Regions from separate parts of the Mus musculus genome. Here region 2 is linked to region 1. A link is a loop called in an ENCODE intact Hi-C map of the cell type or tissue named here. Cell type or tissue: heart. All regions are shown on one strand. Each heading gives the region's core, and the rest is flanking DNA. Links, peaks and the distances in the headings are about the cores only.

The links. Hi-C counts contacts between places; a loop is a spot of excess contacts. Peaks named below come from ENCODE experiments on the same cell type or tissue, not always from the same donor. Only the 100,000 strongest peaks of a DNase experiment are listed, where the experiment ranks them.
Region 2: it touches region 1 in a loop (8-fold over the local background); 33 of 42 quality-filtered maps call a loop at or near these places.

What each region holds. Positions count from the first base shown.
Region 1 is chr12:77,664,792-77,673,503 of GRCm38, reverse strand. No RefSeq gene overlaps it. Among named protein-coding and RNA genes, the nearest start is that of Gm35440, 81 kb to the left of the region's middle. In heart, for the core only: a CTCF peak has its summit at 5,485 (motif pointing right); no DNase peak of the experiment used is centred there; H3K27ac peaks cover 781 bases; H3K27me3 peaks cover 2,617 bases.
Region 2 is chr12:76,995,636-77,004,347 of GRCm38, reverse strand. All of the region lies in intron 1 of Gm35041 (a long non-coding RNA gene), which reads right to left. Among named protein-coding and RNA genes, the nearest start is that of Gm35041, 28 kb to the right of the region's middle. In heart, for the core only: CTCF peaks have their summits at 3,149 (motif pointing left) and 4,109 (motif pointing left); DNase peaks (open chromatin) are centred at 3,207 and 4,097; H3K27ac peaks cover 282 bases; H3K27me3 peaks cover 1,711 bases.

The DNA of each region.
Region 1 (8,712 bases), core at 547-8,546:
GAGGCCCCTGCAGGCTCTAAGCGGGGGAGGGAGTGTAATCCCGTTCTCATTTTAAAGCTCTCACTTGCTGATTTCTCCTGCAGAGCAGATGGAATCAAAGGAAGAGCGGTGAGAGGAGACTTGGTGAAGAGCCGCTGCAGGAGTTCTGGCGGGAAATGATGTCAGAGTATGTCTCCCTGTGGAGAAGCTGCTTAAAGGTGCTGAGTGAGAAGGGCAGAGGGCACAGAGAGAAAGGCCTGAGATGCCTCCTGGACTCGTGAAGATCACATACTTGGTCTTGGCTTCTAACATCACTTTCGGACCCTCAGCATACCCCACAGGCTCATGTCATAAGCTTGTTCCCCAGTTCATAGTGCTAGTAGGATGTGCTTGGCCCTTTAAAAGGTGGGGCCTAAGGGAAGACTCTAGGTGATGGGGGATGCCCTCAGAGACATTTACAGACCCCAGCTCTGCTCTTCCTCTTTCTTTGCTTCCAACCACCATGATAGGAGAAGGCTCCTCTGTACAGGCTGGTCATGGTCTGCAATTTGGCCACAGGCTCCAAAGCAATGGAACCTACTGATCATGGCCTGAAACCTCCAAAGTTGTGAATGAAACCTTTCTGGGGTCTGGGGAGATGGCTCAGTGGGTAACGCGCTTGCTGTGCGTGAGAACCTAAGTTCAGATCCCCACACCAGGAACCGCAGTGCTGATGTGATATTCAGAAGAGGCAGATAGATCTCTGGAGCCCGTTGTCAGCTGGTCTAGCCAATAGTGAGCTCTGGGTTCAGTGAGAGACCCTGTCTCAAAGAGTAAAGTGGAGATCAATTAAGAAAATAAGACATCTACCTCTGGCCTCTGCACACATATATAACTACACACACATGTGTGTGTTCACATATGAACATGTACATATATATGCCATACACAAAGTAAACATTTCCTCTTTTTGTCTGTCTGTCTGTCTGTCTGTCTGTTTTTTGAGCCAAGGTTTCTCTATGTAGTCTTGGCTGTCTTGGAACTTGCTTTGTAGACCAGGCTGGCCCTGAACTCTCAGAGATCTGCTTGCCTCTGCCTCCAGAGTGCTCAATGTCCGACACATTTCCTATTTCTAAACTGAGCACTTTAGACATTTTGCATCAGTAATGAGACACTAACCAATGCAACTGCCAAGTGAACAGATCAAGGAGCAAATGGATACACTTTCTGTAGCTCTGAAGAAAAACCAGGGCTGAAATGGAGGCTTGTGGTGGCAGGTTGCATTTATAGCTGGGAGAATGGCGGAGACCTTCTTAGTGAACTTAGAAAGGGGTTTGGGGCTGATCCTGAAAGCACGCAAGTGTTTGAGAAGAACAAAAGAGAAACTCAATTCAGGGTAGTACCCAGGAGCCCAAATAAGAGGACGTTCCCAAAGTATTAGTTGTTTCTAATGACAACCAACTGCATCCTGTGCCCTGAAGCCCCTGCCCATCACTGCCTGCCCTTGCTCTATCCTCGTTACATTTATGATGCTAGAGAATGGGAAGACACAAGTCAACAGCTCCATCCTGCCACTCCTATTACTATCTTCATACTTGCCCCTGAAAGAGTAAAAGAATCAAACAGAGGAGCCAGGGCTACAAAAGAATGGATGCCTTCTGAATGAGTAAATTCTCATCACTAGGAAATAGAGTTTAAGTCTTTGAGAATTTTCTTTGACTCGTAGCAGCCACTAGTGCAGTCCCCTCACCAAATCTAACATGCACTGGCATGTCCCAGCCTAGGGTGACAGCCCTCCTAACAGCAGTGGCAGAAAGAAGCTGAAGGGGGTCAGTCCTGGGCTAAGCTCCCCAGGACGAGGGGCATAGCACACTGCTCTAAGTACTGGGAGGGAAATCACAGTGCTCCGGATCCACATTAGTGACATTTCTTAGTTCCTCGTCAATACCCCTGTGTTTTGACCTGTAACAATGTGAAATGCTAACAAAGCTGGGAGGAAATTAAAATCTCTTGATGTGGTCTGGAAGCTGTCTAAGCAGATCCTGTCCAGGTGACAAAGGTCTGCTAGACCTGGGAAGGAACAAAGGAAGTAAAAGGTTACGGAGGAAACAGCGGGAAAGCAGGGAAATGCCAGAGCACAAGAGTTTATCTAGACCACAGAGATACCTTTTGCATAAAGAATTCCAGGCCACGGGTCACTAAGACCCAGTAATATAGGTTAGATGGAAGCTGATGGTTTAAGAAAAATCAGCTTGGTATTACTGTGCTGTAGCTAAATCTCACATTAAGCAGAAGATGAGCAGCCACAGTCCTCAAATATGAGATCCGAACTAGTCCCCTAGTCTGAAACGGGGTGAGCCCTGATGTGGCCGGATGGACATCCTACACTGGACTTCACGTCACAGTCAGCATGTAGGCACTGGGACCCTAGAGACGAAGGCCAACTCAAAGCAAGTTTCTCATCCTTTAGGAATCAGGTCACAGCTGCTTGGAGCCCGATCCAATGCTTCGCTTTTTCTCATTGATCAGATACCTGACAAAGGCAGCTTAGTGAGGGATTTGGTTTTAAAAAGGACACAGTCCCTGGCAGTGGGGGAAGGCATGGTGGCAGAGGCACAATGGCAGGAGCAGGAGACAGCCTCGTAGTCACATCGCGTCCACAGTCCAGAAGCAGAGAGAGACAAATGCTTGAGCCCCACTCTCTTTCTCCTCTTAAAACAGAAGCTATCAGTTACGATGGCAGCTGCAGAATCCCAGAACAGGTGTGGGGTGGAAAGCTCACATTTTCTGACATAAACGGAGGCCTGGCTATTACTGTAAGGCAGGGAAGGAGGCGACATCAATATCAATTTGTTGCTGCTTGTTACCATGGGTGGTAGGGGGAGAGAGCACAGCCAGGCTGTGCTGCAGTACAGTCCCCTACAAGGATCTGTAGAGCTGGACAGAGGCAATTGCACTTTGTCAAATAGCTCGGTCGGCTCTCTCAGGCTCATTTATGGAAATCTATCAAGGAATGAGGACTGAAATTCCACTAGATCCTTCCCCACCATGCCAGGCTGTGGTATAGGATGGTAATATAAAGAGGGACTGAAGAATAAGATGCCAAACTCTTCAGTGACAGGTCAGACTTGAGGCACAGTGAGCTCTGGGCTGTACTCCTCTAGGAGTCCCAATGCAGCAAGTGTAGCCATGCAAATACCAATAAGAACAGACCAACTAGATGCCCTTCTACAGACACATAAGCCCCAAAGTCAATAAGAGAATCACAGAAAGCCATAGAGAGACAGGTAAAATGCTTGAACAGACACATCCCATGACAGACTATCTAAACAGTATACAAGTTTAGAAATAAGTATTTAATGTTGGCATATCAGAGAAATGATGATTAAATGACAAACACGAAGTGTCCTACCCCTATCTGATCACAGACTGTTGATACTACTGGGTGTGGGGTTACCAGAAGTCTAAATTCATTTATTTTGGTCACAATTTGTCAGTACCTCAAGTGGTGTGTGGTGTGTGTGTGTGTGTGTGTGTGTGTGTGTGTGTGTGTGTTTCCATGACCCTATAACAGCACTACTAGATCTGCCTCCATGTGAATTCAAAGACTAAACTACATTGTTGAGAATACCATTATTCACAAGAACCAGACTAGAAGCTGCCCAAAAGTCCATCAGTGGTAGACTAGCTACACAATGATATAGTCAGGCAGTTGAATACTGCACAATAATGAAAAATGAATAAACCATACTTGCTCTTACCAATAGAATGTTAAACAAAAGAAGGCAGGCACAAAGGAGTCCATGCTATGGGATTATTCTCCCACAAAGCCACAAAGCTCAAACTTGGTCAATAAGAGCAATGGCTGCCATGGCTAAAGGACTCCTGGTGTGTCCTGTGTCATTTACATTCTGTTTCCTGGTTTGAGTGATGGCTATGAGAGTGTGTTTTGTTTATGAGTATTCTTTGAGTCTATATTTATGTTTTAGAATGTGTTTATGTTCCAATCATATATGAAATTCATATATACATATTCGTTTATGTGTATTCATTTTAAAATTTCAATAAGAACTCCTAATTCTGAGCCTGCTTCTGCTCTTGTCCTATAAAACATGCAATTTGGGAAGTTTTCTCAGTGGAAGAAGGTTTCTCTCTTTTTAAAATCACCTCGTCACATGTCCTGTTTGGATAGATATTTTTTCCTCTTTTCTCTTCTATTTTATTTACTTCTAAATTTAGCTCTTTGCTCTTAGAAGGTCTGATCAGAGGGAAGCTTCAAGACTGACACCATGTTGGAAGCCCAGGTCTACGTAGGAAGGCTGCTGGCTCTCATGACATTTTAAAAATTAGATTGCAATAGCAAGAAGCTGTGCTTAAAGCCAGATGCTGTTGAATGCACCTTTAATCCCAGCACTGATGAAATGGATACAGTACGATATTGAGATCCAGGCCAGCCTGGGCTACATAGTGAGACATTGTCTATAGACACAAAAACAAAACAAAGCACTGTTAAATCCCAGAAGTCTCTTGGGATGTTGATGCTTATTGTTGCCAGCACAGCAGGGACACAGTCACATCTTAGACAGAAACAGCAATGATGAGGAGCTGAAGTCAAAATTAAAATTAGAGCTAGTGTGTGTGTGTGTACGTGGTGGTGGTGGGGGGTATATCTTATCTTAACATTAGGCCTCAATTGTTTCTCTGTGGGCTGATCAGGGATCCCACAGGGACAGAAGAAGATGAGGTGACCAACCAGGGATAGCAGGGAAGCGGGAGCCAGGTGGAGAGAGATGGCACCTGGTGATTAATCACAGCCCAGGGAGTCTGGTGGTACCCAGTACCACTCACCAGCTTCCAGGGTTTAGTTTCCTCTGTGATTCCTAAAGCCTGCTTTGATAGTTTAAAAATCACATTTTGTTTTTTCCAGGGGGAGTTTTTTGTTTTTTTTAACTCCTTAAGCAAACATTGATTTATCTCCTCCTTCCTGGAGTTGTGCTGCTGACTAAAACAACTCTCTCTCTCTCTCTCTCTCTCTCTCTCTGTGTGTGTGTGTGTGTGTGTGTGTGTGTGTGTGTGTGTGTGTAAGAAGAGGTTTTGGGGTTCGTGCAGCTGCAGACAGGAAGGGAAAGCAAAGAGAGGAGACCTACCTTCCCCCCACCCCCCACCCCCGTTTATAACATCACAATCTGGAGCTCAAATTGTACAAACAGAGACAGTGGCATCATGCACAGAAAAAAAGGCACTGGGTACTCTGAACTTTGGACATCTAATTTTTGATTATCCAAGTCAGTAAACCCTGTCAAGGTCAAAACACAAGACCTCGAAGGTATGAGAGCATTTCACTCCTGCTAGCAGACCTCCTCCAGCCTAGGAGACCAGGAGTTTCAGCGTCTGGAGATCCAAGACCTGGGAAATTCCTGAGAGAAAAGAGACCAAGGAGCCAGACTGGGGTACAAATCCTCTGAGGGGGCTCTTGAAGCACTGCGGCCCACAGCCGAGCTTCCTTCCGCAAGGCTGTCAGAGCCCTGCAGAGGGCGCATGTGAGCAGCTTGGAGACTTAGACCTGCGTGTGCAGAAAGCTGAACTGGTCCCTCCTATTCTCTTTGGAAAGGCTGGTGAGAGTCCCAAGCCTCCTCTCAACTCTTTAAGTAGTTAAAAAGCATCCTTTATTCTGGCTCTTGTTGGCAGAGTGATGTGTAAGGACTGGAGAAAAGAAGAGTAGACCCGCCTCGAGCTATCCTGGAAGCTGTTAGGTTGCTGTCACCATGCTGTCAGGGATCCCACTTGTCACTTGGCATTCAGAGACCCTCAGTGGTTACTCTCAGCCTGTGGACAGAGTGTTGTAGTGGGCTCCAATTCACAAGATGACGAGGAGCCACTGGCACCTTCACATAGCCAGAAGGACAAAAATAGGCTTCAAAATCAAATTCCAGGGCTGGGGGCGGGGGTGGGGTGGGGTGAATTAACTGCTCATAGCGCTTACTGCACAAGCAGGAGAACCCGTTTGAATCCCCAGAACCCAGGTAAAAAGCCAGGAGAGGTTGTATTGTCACATGTAACCCCAGTGCTATAGGGAACAGAGACCGGAGATCAGTGGGGTTTACTGGCTGCCACACCTAATTCCAGATTCAGTGAGAGGCCCTATCTCAAGGGAGTAAAAGTCAGACACCTGACATCGTCCTCTGCACACCACATGCATACACACCAAAGTCGGGTTCCATAACAATGGGATAAGAACTGAGAACGGAAACTCCTGAGAAGAAGCTGTGTCTGCAGAGACTGGCTGACTGGTTAGAATTTCAGTACTGTACAGAGACTGCAGTGTGACAGGTCAGGTTGGGGGTGGGGGTGGGGGGCTAATTACCTTCTCTGAGGCTAGTTCTAGCCCTCTGGATCCATCATTCCTTGCCCTTTTATTGTGTCAGAACTAGCATCTTTTGGTTAATAGATTAAAAATCTTTTGGAATCTACTAACTTAGCAAACCATTAGCTTCCACCAACCCAAAAGCTACCGATGCCATCAGAGAACATCTCAAACCTACAGAAAAGCGAGTCACCAATCACCTCTCTGGTTATACCCACTTTCTTTGCTCAGTAAAACTATAAAACTTCATGAAACCGCTTCCACGTTAGGACATAGAATTTGGAGCTAACCTAAATCTGTGTTCTCATGGCCCCTCAAAATAGCTCCAGAATAAACTGCCCCTTGTTTCCTTTAAGGTAAGAGTGTGCTTTTTACCTCAACAGAACGACGAGGGGGTTCTATTACAAAGTACCTGTATGGCTTTAGGCAAATCATTTCACAAACTCAAGTCTGTGGGCCTCTCAGGAAGCTGAATAGGGGACAACAGCTATGAAGCTTGGCAGGAGAGTAGGTGCTCCGTTATTGGCGCCTCTCCCACGCACATAATTGTTCAATACGCGTCTTTGAGAGAGAAGCGGCAAAATGCTGTGTCATCACTTGACTGTTTGATCTGCATAAGTGCTACTCAAAGAAAAGCTGAGCTAGTCTCTGTGTAAGGAGTGAGGCTGGGGAGGCCAGCAGGAAGGGGGCTCTCCTGGGTTCTCTGTTGAATTAATAAGCTGGGTAATTTTCAATTGAGAGAAAACATCTGGGTCTTGGAGTGTAAGGAGCTTGATAACTCAAGAAGAGAAGAGCATCCAAGTGGGAAGAAGCGAGCAAAAAGTCCAACTGAGGTTCTACAGGGTGCTCCCAGTTAGATGTCTACAGCTTGGCATTCTGCTGCTGTTGGGGTCACAACACACAGGAGGCCGGGCTTGAGGGTAGTCCGACATCCTGGCATGCTACTTCGATTAAAGATCTGGGTAAAATCACCTCATCGGAAGCAGTTAATGTGATTTTAAATGAAAATAAGCATTATGTTATGCAATAAAGGGCAAAGTCGAGATGGATATTTACGATAAGGGAGTATCGTGCATACGAGGTCTAGATCACAGACCCTGTGGTCTTGTTCTGTTTCTTCTGTCACTGGGGCACTCTGGATGAAGGAAGAGGAAGAGGCCACAGGATGAGGAGCTACCCAGGATATGTGAACGCCTTTGAGCTGAACTTTGGATGCAGCAGAGGGTCTTTATAGCCTCCCCATGGGAGCCAGCTATGCTGCTAAAGAGCCATGGTGGCTTCACTGTAGGGCCTTGCTGCCTGGCTAGCAGAACTGAGGGCAGCACTGTTTAATTAGTCTCTTACCAAGATCCTCAGTGGCCCCTTACAGCTGCTGAGCAAAGTCTGAACTGCAGCCTGGGCTACAGAAGCTGTTTTGAGACTGGACTGCCAGCCAGCAAGGCTGGAGGCGAGGCTAAGCATTGAACTCTCTCAGAGGTCGCAGAAGTTACAGCCAATGCTTCTTGTGGCTTGAATCTTACATTGTCCCTCAAAGGCCGTGTGTTGATGACGTGATTGCTAACGTGAGGTACTACGGAGAGATGATAGCTAATGGAAAGGAATTAGGTCATCGACCTTCAAAGGGACACGTCCCACCTCGGTTTCTGGCTACCATAAATTGAAAGACCGCCTCTACCACATGCCTACTGCATCTGCTGTGATTTACTGTGTCATCTCATAAGCACAAAGCACGGGCCCAGGTAGCCATGGACTGAGAAGATAAGCAGAAATGAATCCTTCCTCCATTTACGTATTAATTAATTAATTAATTAATTTATTAATTATTGTGCATGTGGGGGCAGTGCATGTGAGGATGCAGGTACCTGTACCTGTGCATATTCACATAGAGGCCTGCGGATGGTGTTGGGTATCTTCTGTTATCTCTATCCACCTTACTGCCTTGAGACAGGGTCTCTCACTGAATCAAAAACGTGTCATTTTGGCCACGTTGTCAGGGCATTAGGCACTCAGGATCTGCCCGTCTCTGTCCCACAGGCACAGGGCATCCATGGCCAGCTTTTTACATGGGAGGTGAGGATTCAGACTCAGGTCTGCATGCTTGTACAGCAAGTGCCCCCTTACCCCCAGCCCCTCTCCCTCCTTTTAAAGGGATCATCTCGAGCAAGAAGCTACTGTGACAGAAAGCTGACTGACACAAGGCTCTTCACCTCAACTGTTCCTTCCTGCCGTCCCTCAGACAGCCACCAACTCAGCAGATCCTATTGTCGACTTGTCTCCCTGCATGGCCATCTGTGCCTTGAGCTTCCGTCATTTCCCTGTCTTTAGCCTCCAGTCCTGTTGTCCTCAAAGCCAAGTCTTTATATTGAAGCCTGAGTGTGAGGATTCTAAGA
Region 2 (8,712 bases), core at 389-8,388, 670 kb after region 1:
AGGCTCTACAGGAGAGTCCTAGGTTGCAAACGTCTGCAATGTAGTACTGCACTAAGTACTAGGCAATTGTAACACAGTAGTGTCTGCATAACTAAGGATAAAAAGATGGAGAAACCCAGAATCCTGCTTGCTTTCAGTTACTGTGATAAATTGATGACCAAAGGCAGCCTAGGGAGGAAAGGGTTATTTAGCTCTTCCACATCATAGCTCATCATCCATGGAAGTTAGGACAGAAATGCAAGGGCAGGAACCTGGAGGCAGGAGTGGATTCAGAGGCCATGGAGGGGTGCTGCTTACTAGCTTGCTCAGCCTGCTTTCTTATAGAACCCAAGACCACCAGACAGGGGTGGTACCACCCACAGTGGGTGGGCCCTCCCTCACCAGTCACTAATTAAGAAAATGCCCTACATGGCTTGCTTACAGCCCTGTCTTATGGAGGCATTTTCTCAGCTGAAGCTCCATCCTTTCTGAAGACTCTAGCTTGTGTCAAGTTGACATAAAGCTAGCCAGCACAAAGAACATGATTGTTAATGTGCTTATCATTGACCACATCAATTACACAGCACACAACGGGATCATCAGGAGTACCTTGAGCCTTTCCATTGCAGGCAACAGAAAGCCCAACGTCGGCTACCTGGAAGGAGTGAAAACTCTCCATAGCCGATACATGAAAAGGCTGTGGCTGTGGGCCAGTCTCAGACACAGTTCCAGGCAGGATCCAGATGACACCAGGGACATCTGGGCTCTCTGTCACACCACTAAGTTCCACTGATGTTTTGACTTTGGGGCTGGAGCAGCATAAGTCAGCTAATAGAGGCTCCAACAAGGTAGCTTGTTTCTCACACAGAGAAAATAGAGACAACTTTATTTCCACTCAGACAACAAGTAACCTAGAATAAGCGTAAACACCACTCCCAGAGTGCTGTCAAGAACCCACCTACTGTCATCAGGGTCACAGAAGGACTTCCCGGGTCACAGCTTTTCAAAGCAGGAAAAGGAGGCCAGCAGCCTCTGACTTTCTTACTACCAAAACCAAACCATTCCTCGAAGCCCTCATCTAACTTCTGTTGCCAGTTGATTGGCTGCAAGAACACCATATAGCCACCCCAGCCACTGAAGAAGGCTTTTAGGCTTCTCTGGTCTTTCTGTGGATGCAGCCTTTAAAAAAAATTCATCACATTCAATCGTGTACGGATATGGGTACGAATGTGCCACAGTGTGCCTCTGGAAGTCAGGAAATAACTTGTGGGAGTCACTTAACTCTCCTACCATGTGGGTCGCAGGGGTGTGACTCAGCTCATCAAAGACAAAGGAAGTGCCTTTATCTGTTGAGCCATTTTGCCAGCCGTGAATATTCATATTCATTTTTTGTTGGGAACTGAACTCAGGTCCTTGGCAAACAGAAGAGAAGCAGACAGAAGCCTTGGCTGAGACACCTATGGCATCCCAGCAGGTTTTACACTAAGATTTTCTCTCCATGGGCAGAGCCCAGACACCCACAGCAAGCCTTGGGGACCTGAGACCAACACATTCTAGAGCCTTGAGATAGTCTAAGGCTCTTCCAACTCTGACCTCTTTCTCTGTGATAAGTGTTGGTCGGGGCCACATTGTTGCCACCCACCCCTGCTCTCCACCTTTATCACTCACAGACATGCTCCACAGTTCTTCCTTACGCTGACATCCATCTTGGTATTTGGATCTTAACCCATAAGACACACTTTGGATACAAGCTTTAACTCACTCCAGGGACTATGGTACCGGCTTTATGTGTCTTGAGTATTAAAGAGCAAGCAAGAATGAGGTCCTAATTGAAACTGGAACTGAAAGGAACTACTACATGTCAGCAATGAGGCTCCTGGCCCAGTACTCAGAGTGGGGATGGCTCCTCTAGGCAGGTTTCTGTAGAGGGGAGAATGTGTGTGTGTGTGTGTGTGTGTGTGTGTGTGTGTGTGTGTGTGTATGTATGTGTGTGTGTGTGTGTGTGTGTGTACTGTGTGTGTGTACTCTGTGTGTGTGTGTGTACTGTGTGTGTGTACTCTGTGTGTGTGTGTGTGTGTGTGTATACTGTGTGTGTGGTGTGTGGTGTGTGTACTGTATGTGTTGGGGGTGAGGGAAGCAGGTTGGGATTGTCTGAAGTTTGCCTAGTTGCTCCACAGGTTGCAGCAGATTCTAAGCATGCTAATTCTTCATCCAGAAACTTCCAACACTGCGTGGACAGGGACTGATTCCCTCAGAAAGAGCAAAACTCCTTAGCTCAGCTAAAGGGAGAAAATGGCCAATTGGACAAAATTCACTGGCTTTGATAAAGATCTCCACACAGAAGTAGAATGCTTTTATTGACCCTAGGAATGGTGCCGGTAGCCAGAAAATCTCCCTCCTTTCCCTTCCCAAGGCTTGCACAGTGATTGCTAGCCTGTAGCCGCATTATGTGTATGCCCTAACATAATGTATTTGGGTCTTCATGGTCTCTTTTATAAAGCTTAAAAGGGGGGGATATCAGTTTAGCTATTTCACATAACAGTACATAATTTCTGTGCTTGAAAAGCATTGTGAAGAGGGTGGGGATGCTGAGAGATGGCTCAGTGACGAAGCTCAGCCCCCGGATCCCATGGGGAAAAAAGTCAGGTGTATGGTGACAGGCGACCTATAATTCCAGAGCTGAGAATGTGGAGGCAGGAGGATTTCTGGGACCTACCAGCCAAGTTGAGTCTGCAAGCCCCAGAACAGCATAAGACCTTACCTCAAAAAGCAAGGTGAAGGGCTTGTGAGACACAACCAGCAAAGCTGACCTCTAACCTTGACACACATATAATATGATCTTTAGCTACACATACACATATACCTGTATGAACATGCACACACTAAAAAAAAAAAAAAAAAAAAAAAAAAAAAAAAAAAAAAAAAAAGCCTGTAACTGAGAAAGAGAGAAAGAAAGAAAGAAAGAAAGAAAGAAAGAAAGAGAGAGAGAGAGAGAAAGGGAGAGAGGGAGGGAGGGAGGGAGGGAGGGAGGGAGGGAGGGAGAGAGAGAGAGAGGGAAGGAAGGAAGGAAGGAAGGAAGGAAGGAAAAACAGCTAACAAGGCTTGTGTGGCGACTTCGTGGCAGAAGGCCCAGAATTTCCACTATCCCTTTACACCACCCCCTGCTGGCCCTGAGGTCATTTGAATTTGTGTAACCAGGCTTACACTGTCCGGAGCAGCAAATGGAGCTCATTTTGAGCATTCAGACTTAGATCATGAGGCACAGTTAGCCAGCCGCTGACTGACATTAACTGTGGGGGGGCTCTCAGAAAATTAAGTTACTAAGCAAATTAATGACATGGGTGGTAGATCAAGGAGTCCCCAAGTACCCCAGCATGGGGGACAGAATTGTCAGCACAGCTGGAAGCTGTGACAGTGACAGCTGGGAGACAGCTGGTGGCCAGAGGCAAGAACCCTCAGTTAGAAGAGGTGGGGCTTCAGCTCTGGCTTTCCCCTTACTAATGATATGGCCTGGGGCTTCGTTTTCACACTCAGCTCAGGTGCCTGGTGTAGTTGTATCTGTAATAAGCAACTGCTAATGTCTCCTGAGTGCTTGGTACATGCAGAGCCGTGTGTTATATGTGCTGTGTGTGTGTGTGTGTGTGTGTGTGTGTGTGTGTGTGTGTGAGATGTATGTACTATGTGTGTGTGTGTGTGTCTGTTGTGTGTCAGTTTCCCAAAAGCAATCTGAATCTTTTGTGTCCTGTCCAAAATCAGTGGCAGGACCAGGACTGACCCACAGACCCTCTACCTCCTGAGCACACACCAGCATCTCCTGCTGCCCAGCGACACTTACACCTGTGCAGGGGGTTGTCAGGTTTAAAAGGTGTGGGCATAAGGGCTTGTAAATTGCCAAGTGCTACAGATTTTTACTATGGTCACAAGTGCTGCAATGTTTTAAATTGATGCCTCACCTAAAAGTTACCAGTTCAGTTCGGCCTCTTTCTAATTCTTTCAAATTAGTTTTTGTTTGGTTGGCTTCCCCACCACCACCACCCCCTCCAGCACCCCCAGAGAGTGTATACAACTAGAAGCTGGAACTGACCCATCCTTGGTCCTATAGTGCCCTCTGCTGGCATCTAGGAGAATTCAGACATCCCCATACTACTGGCTCAGAGGGGTTGCTGCAGCTGCTACAGGGTACTAGGGACACCAGATGCAGGAGATTCCATCCTCATCAGCCTTGGTCTCTCTCGTTTATGTGTAAGATAAGGGAAGTGGAAAGAACCGAAGGCAAGGTGACCTAGATTTCATTTAAGATAGTGTAGACCAAAATCTCGTACTCAGCCCTTATAACATCAGAGATGAAGCTCAAAGTGGACACCGGCGTCATCCTTCTCAAAAACCATAGCGAACTCAAACCATGAGGCCAATGGTATTCTGTGTCATAGAACATTCTGGTAAATTCGAATTTACCAGGGCTCCAGCAGGGCTAGGTCCTAATTTGTTCTGTTTGCCAATGTCTGTGGTGTAAATCCTCATGGCCAATCACCAGCTACAAACATAATGACTCACAAGCCTTTGACGATTTTGCAGGTGACCTCTCGCAAGCTGCAGAAGCTAGCCCTAACATGCTCTAACTTGCCTCTTTTTTTTTTATCTGTGTATGTGTGTGGGAGGTGGGGGTGTGCATATGAGTGCAGCTGTTTCTGGGGGTTAGACGTACCAGATCTCCCTATGGCTGGAGGCACAGGCAGTTGTGAGCTATCTAGGATGCTAGGAACTGACCTCAGGTCCTCTACACGAGCAGTATGTGTCACAACCTCCGAACAACCGTTCCAGCCCCAACTATTGTTTAACTCTAGGAGAAATGAAATTTTTCACTCAACTGAATTCCGGAATGTTTACCACTGGGACACTTTCATGAGTAGACACAAGTGAGTCTCACTCCAGCAAAACTGACTCCAAATGGGAAATGAGGAATGCCAGTTGGAATATCCTCTATAGCATATAGTCTAGACCATCTCAGGAGGCTCTGTCCCACCCAAAGATCTTCTTCACTGTCCTGTCACTCCTTCTTCCCCATTGCTCCTCCTTCCTCCCTGTCACTCTTCCTTCCTCCCTGTCACTCCTCCTTCCTCCCATCACTCCTCCTTCCTTCCTGTCACTCCTTCTTCCCTGTCTTTTTCTTGTCTAACCAGCTGGACAGGAGACTTGGGGACACTGTGACATCTCGGAAAGCAAGCCTCCTTCTGCCCTCTGCCTCCTTGCCTCAGTGCCCAATTCCCTGTTCTCCTTTGGTTCACAAACCTGCCTCAGTGCAAAAGCCCCATCCCAGCAGGGGTCTCTGTAGGAACCCCAAGACTTCCTGATGTGAAAAATATGGCCGGCCTTGACCCATACCCTTCTTACTTTATCCTGCTCGGGTGGATGAGGAGCCTGCCTTTGCCCCAGAGGAAGGAGTACATGGGTCCAGTCACAGCCTCGGGGAGCAGTTTCCAACTATAGAAACAAGTCGGCTGAGAAAACCCAGCTCCCAGAAGCCCAAGAGACCAGATCTACTCACCATGTGCTGTCTATTCAGCTATCAAGGCATTCCAGGGTCAGGGGTGAGGGGTACAGAGAACCAAACCACAAAGCCAAAGGTACGATGACCCCACGATCAGCAGCCCACCCCAGGGTTGGCATCTCCTCAGATGTCCCTCTGGAGGCGCTATTCACTCACCTCAATCTTCCCCTGACTCCACCCCCGAGAAAGATGAAATCTGTGGGAGGTAAAACCGTGCCAGGAAGCTTGGTGGGTAGAGCGGGTTGAGACCTGGAGACTCGGTGGGTACACACCTGAGACTTAGGCGATTCCCCACTCCCTGTCAGATTCCGGGCCTTGAACACGTGCCACACTCCCCATTTAAGGAAACGTGACCTATGGTCACCTAGGCCCAGAACTGAGTTCTGCAGGCTAATGAGGTACCTAGAGGCCCCAAACATTCCTGCCCGCTAAAGGTATTTCATCTCAGGTTCACCCTGAGAGGTACGGTATGCATCCATTTTCCACCATGAACAGTCAAGAACAGTTTAGAACCACAGACTGCCTCTTTCATCAAGATCCGCCATGGGGAGTGTGGAAAAGGCCTTCGACTACATAGACGCAACTAAATCTCAGGAAAATGGCCCATCTTCGCTCTCAGCCACAACCACCACCAAGCTAAGGACAAGCTAAGACAAGCTGAGACAAGCCAGAGCTTCTCTCCCCCTCCCCCCCCCCACCCCTCTTTGAGCTAAATCCTGAAGTCTTGACAGAAATGGACGTCAGAACACACTTAAGGGAGAACCAAGCGAAAGCGAACACAGAGAAAAATTTGGAATCAGAGTATTGAATACACATTACCTTTCTACCTAAGAGAGACCTTAGGCAGTCTCTCTCTCCCTCTCCTTCCCCACCCCCCTCTCTCCTCCCCTCTCCCCCCATCCCTATTCCTTCTTACCTCTCCTTATAATCATTGTGGAAACTTTGAAAAATGCACTTGAGTATATGAAAAATTAAATTGCCCACGGCTAATCCCCCTTGGGATGTTTTACCAGGAATAGGTTTAATTGATTAAATTTGTTCTTTGACAATTTCACATATGTATACTTTCTTTCCTCTCATCCTTCACCTTCGCTTAGTCCGTGCCCTCCCCATCCCCCACTCCAACACCCCCACCCCCACCCCCACCCCCCGGCCCTTTCGGGCCTTTTTGTTTGGTTTTCTCGCCCATTGATTTTTAACTGTGACCATCTGTGTGGCCACAAGTACAGAACATGCCACTGAAGCCTAGCAGGAACATTTTCCCTGTATGAATGTAAATAATATATCTATAAAAATAAGAGAGATCAGGTATGATGTCACATGGCTGTAACCCCAGAACCAGGAGGGAGAAACACCATACCAAGTTCAAGACCAGTGTAAATTCCATAACAAGTTCTGGGGTAGCCTAGCCTGGCTACAGATTGAGGCCTCTGTCTCACAAAAGAAAAAAAAAAGGCAGGGGGCGGGGGGGGGTGGAGAAAGGAAAAAAGAATGGACCTGTGAAAAGGTATTTTCCTATGGATCATCTATGAAACTCCAGAGATGCCCAGGTAGACCAGCAATGCAAATTTGTATCTACAAAACATCTCTATCAATGTTACCAAGTGTCCTGTGTCTGCCCTAAATCAGGTGGAGTTTTGGCTATCAGAAATTGCTTTGTGAGTTCCATGTAGTGATGCACACCTACAATTCCAGCATTTAGGAGATGGAGGCAGGAGGATTGCTAGGTTGAGGCCTACTTAAGATATAAGTGAGACCCTGTATCAAAAAAGAAGAGAGAGAGGGAAAGGGAAAGAGAGAGAGAGAGATCACAAGAACACATGCAGTGCCTGAGCCTCTCCTTCATTGTGATAATAACAGTGAACACACACACACACCTGACCTCAGCCTTGACTTCTCCAATATCCCAATTCAGCCATAGAGAAGGATAGAACCCAAGAGCTCAAACCCTTTGGGAGGGACAGCACAGGCTCGCATCACTTTAAATGCACTCTTGGGAGAACACGTTCTAACAGGGAAGCCCCCTGGATCGGCTACATGCACTAAAAAGCTTGTGGCTGAATCTTGCCAGACGAGATGTTTCCGACCAGATGACAGTGGCACTAACGAGTGCTCCTTTCCTGAATGCCTACTGAGGGCTTGCAGCCTCACGCCCTGCCCTCTCTGCTGCTGAAGAAATCTCTGTGGCTTCTACCTCCAAAGAGAATGGCTTAGCGCCAACCAGTTCTGCCTGGTTCCTTCAGGCCTTCTCTGGGTATGGAAAGTCATCTGAGGTCATAAAAACTTGGCTTTTGGGCACAGGTCCCCTGGGCATTGGAGAACATGAAACCCACTGCATAAGGAACCTACTCAAGTCACCCACCTTGGAAGGTAGAGGAGCCAGGATTCCATCCCAGGCCCTACCCTGAACATTATAGGCACAAGTGAGCAGATTAAATTGAGGTGAAAAAAAGACTACAGTCGCTAGGCAGTGGTGGCACACGCCTTTAATCCCAGCACTTGGGAGGCAGAGGCAGGTGGATTTCTGAGTTCGAGGTAAGCCTGGTCTACAAAGTGAGTTCCGGGACAGCCAGGGCTACACAGAGAAACCCTGTCTTGGGGGAAACAAACAAACAAACAAACAAAAGGACTACAGTCTTTCTGCCCTGGGACCTCAATGACTCTCACCTGACATTGCTTCCATTGTTTGGTTGTGTAGATCCAATCATTTCTCAGTGTGCGTAGCTGACCAGTCTGACTCCAATGTGCTCTGTTCAAATCCTGCAACACCTCCCTGAACTTATGCCCACCAATTGAGGACCAAAACACAAGACATACCTTTTGTTCTCTCTCCAGTGACATTTTTAAAGTATATTCCACATTGGAATAAGGAGATAGGGAGTTGAGGTAGCCTCCAGGGATCCATAAGAACTCAGCAAGTCTCTTGAATGTCCCTAAACTTTGGGCTACCTCCCATTATTTAACATGCCTAATTCGTTGATATTAAATTTGGGTGAGTGAATTATTAAAACACGTATACACAGTTCTTAGACACTCGATGACTAGGGGTGAGAATATTTATTGAAAAATAAGATGTACTGTGTAACCAAAAGACAAGCAGGGCTGAAGTCACTCAATGAAATTCAATTGTCTAAATTCAATTGAATTCTGCCATTATTCACAGCTAGAATTTATGACTCCGAGTG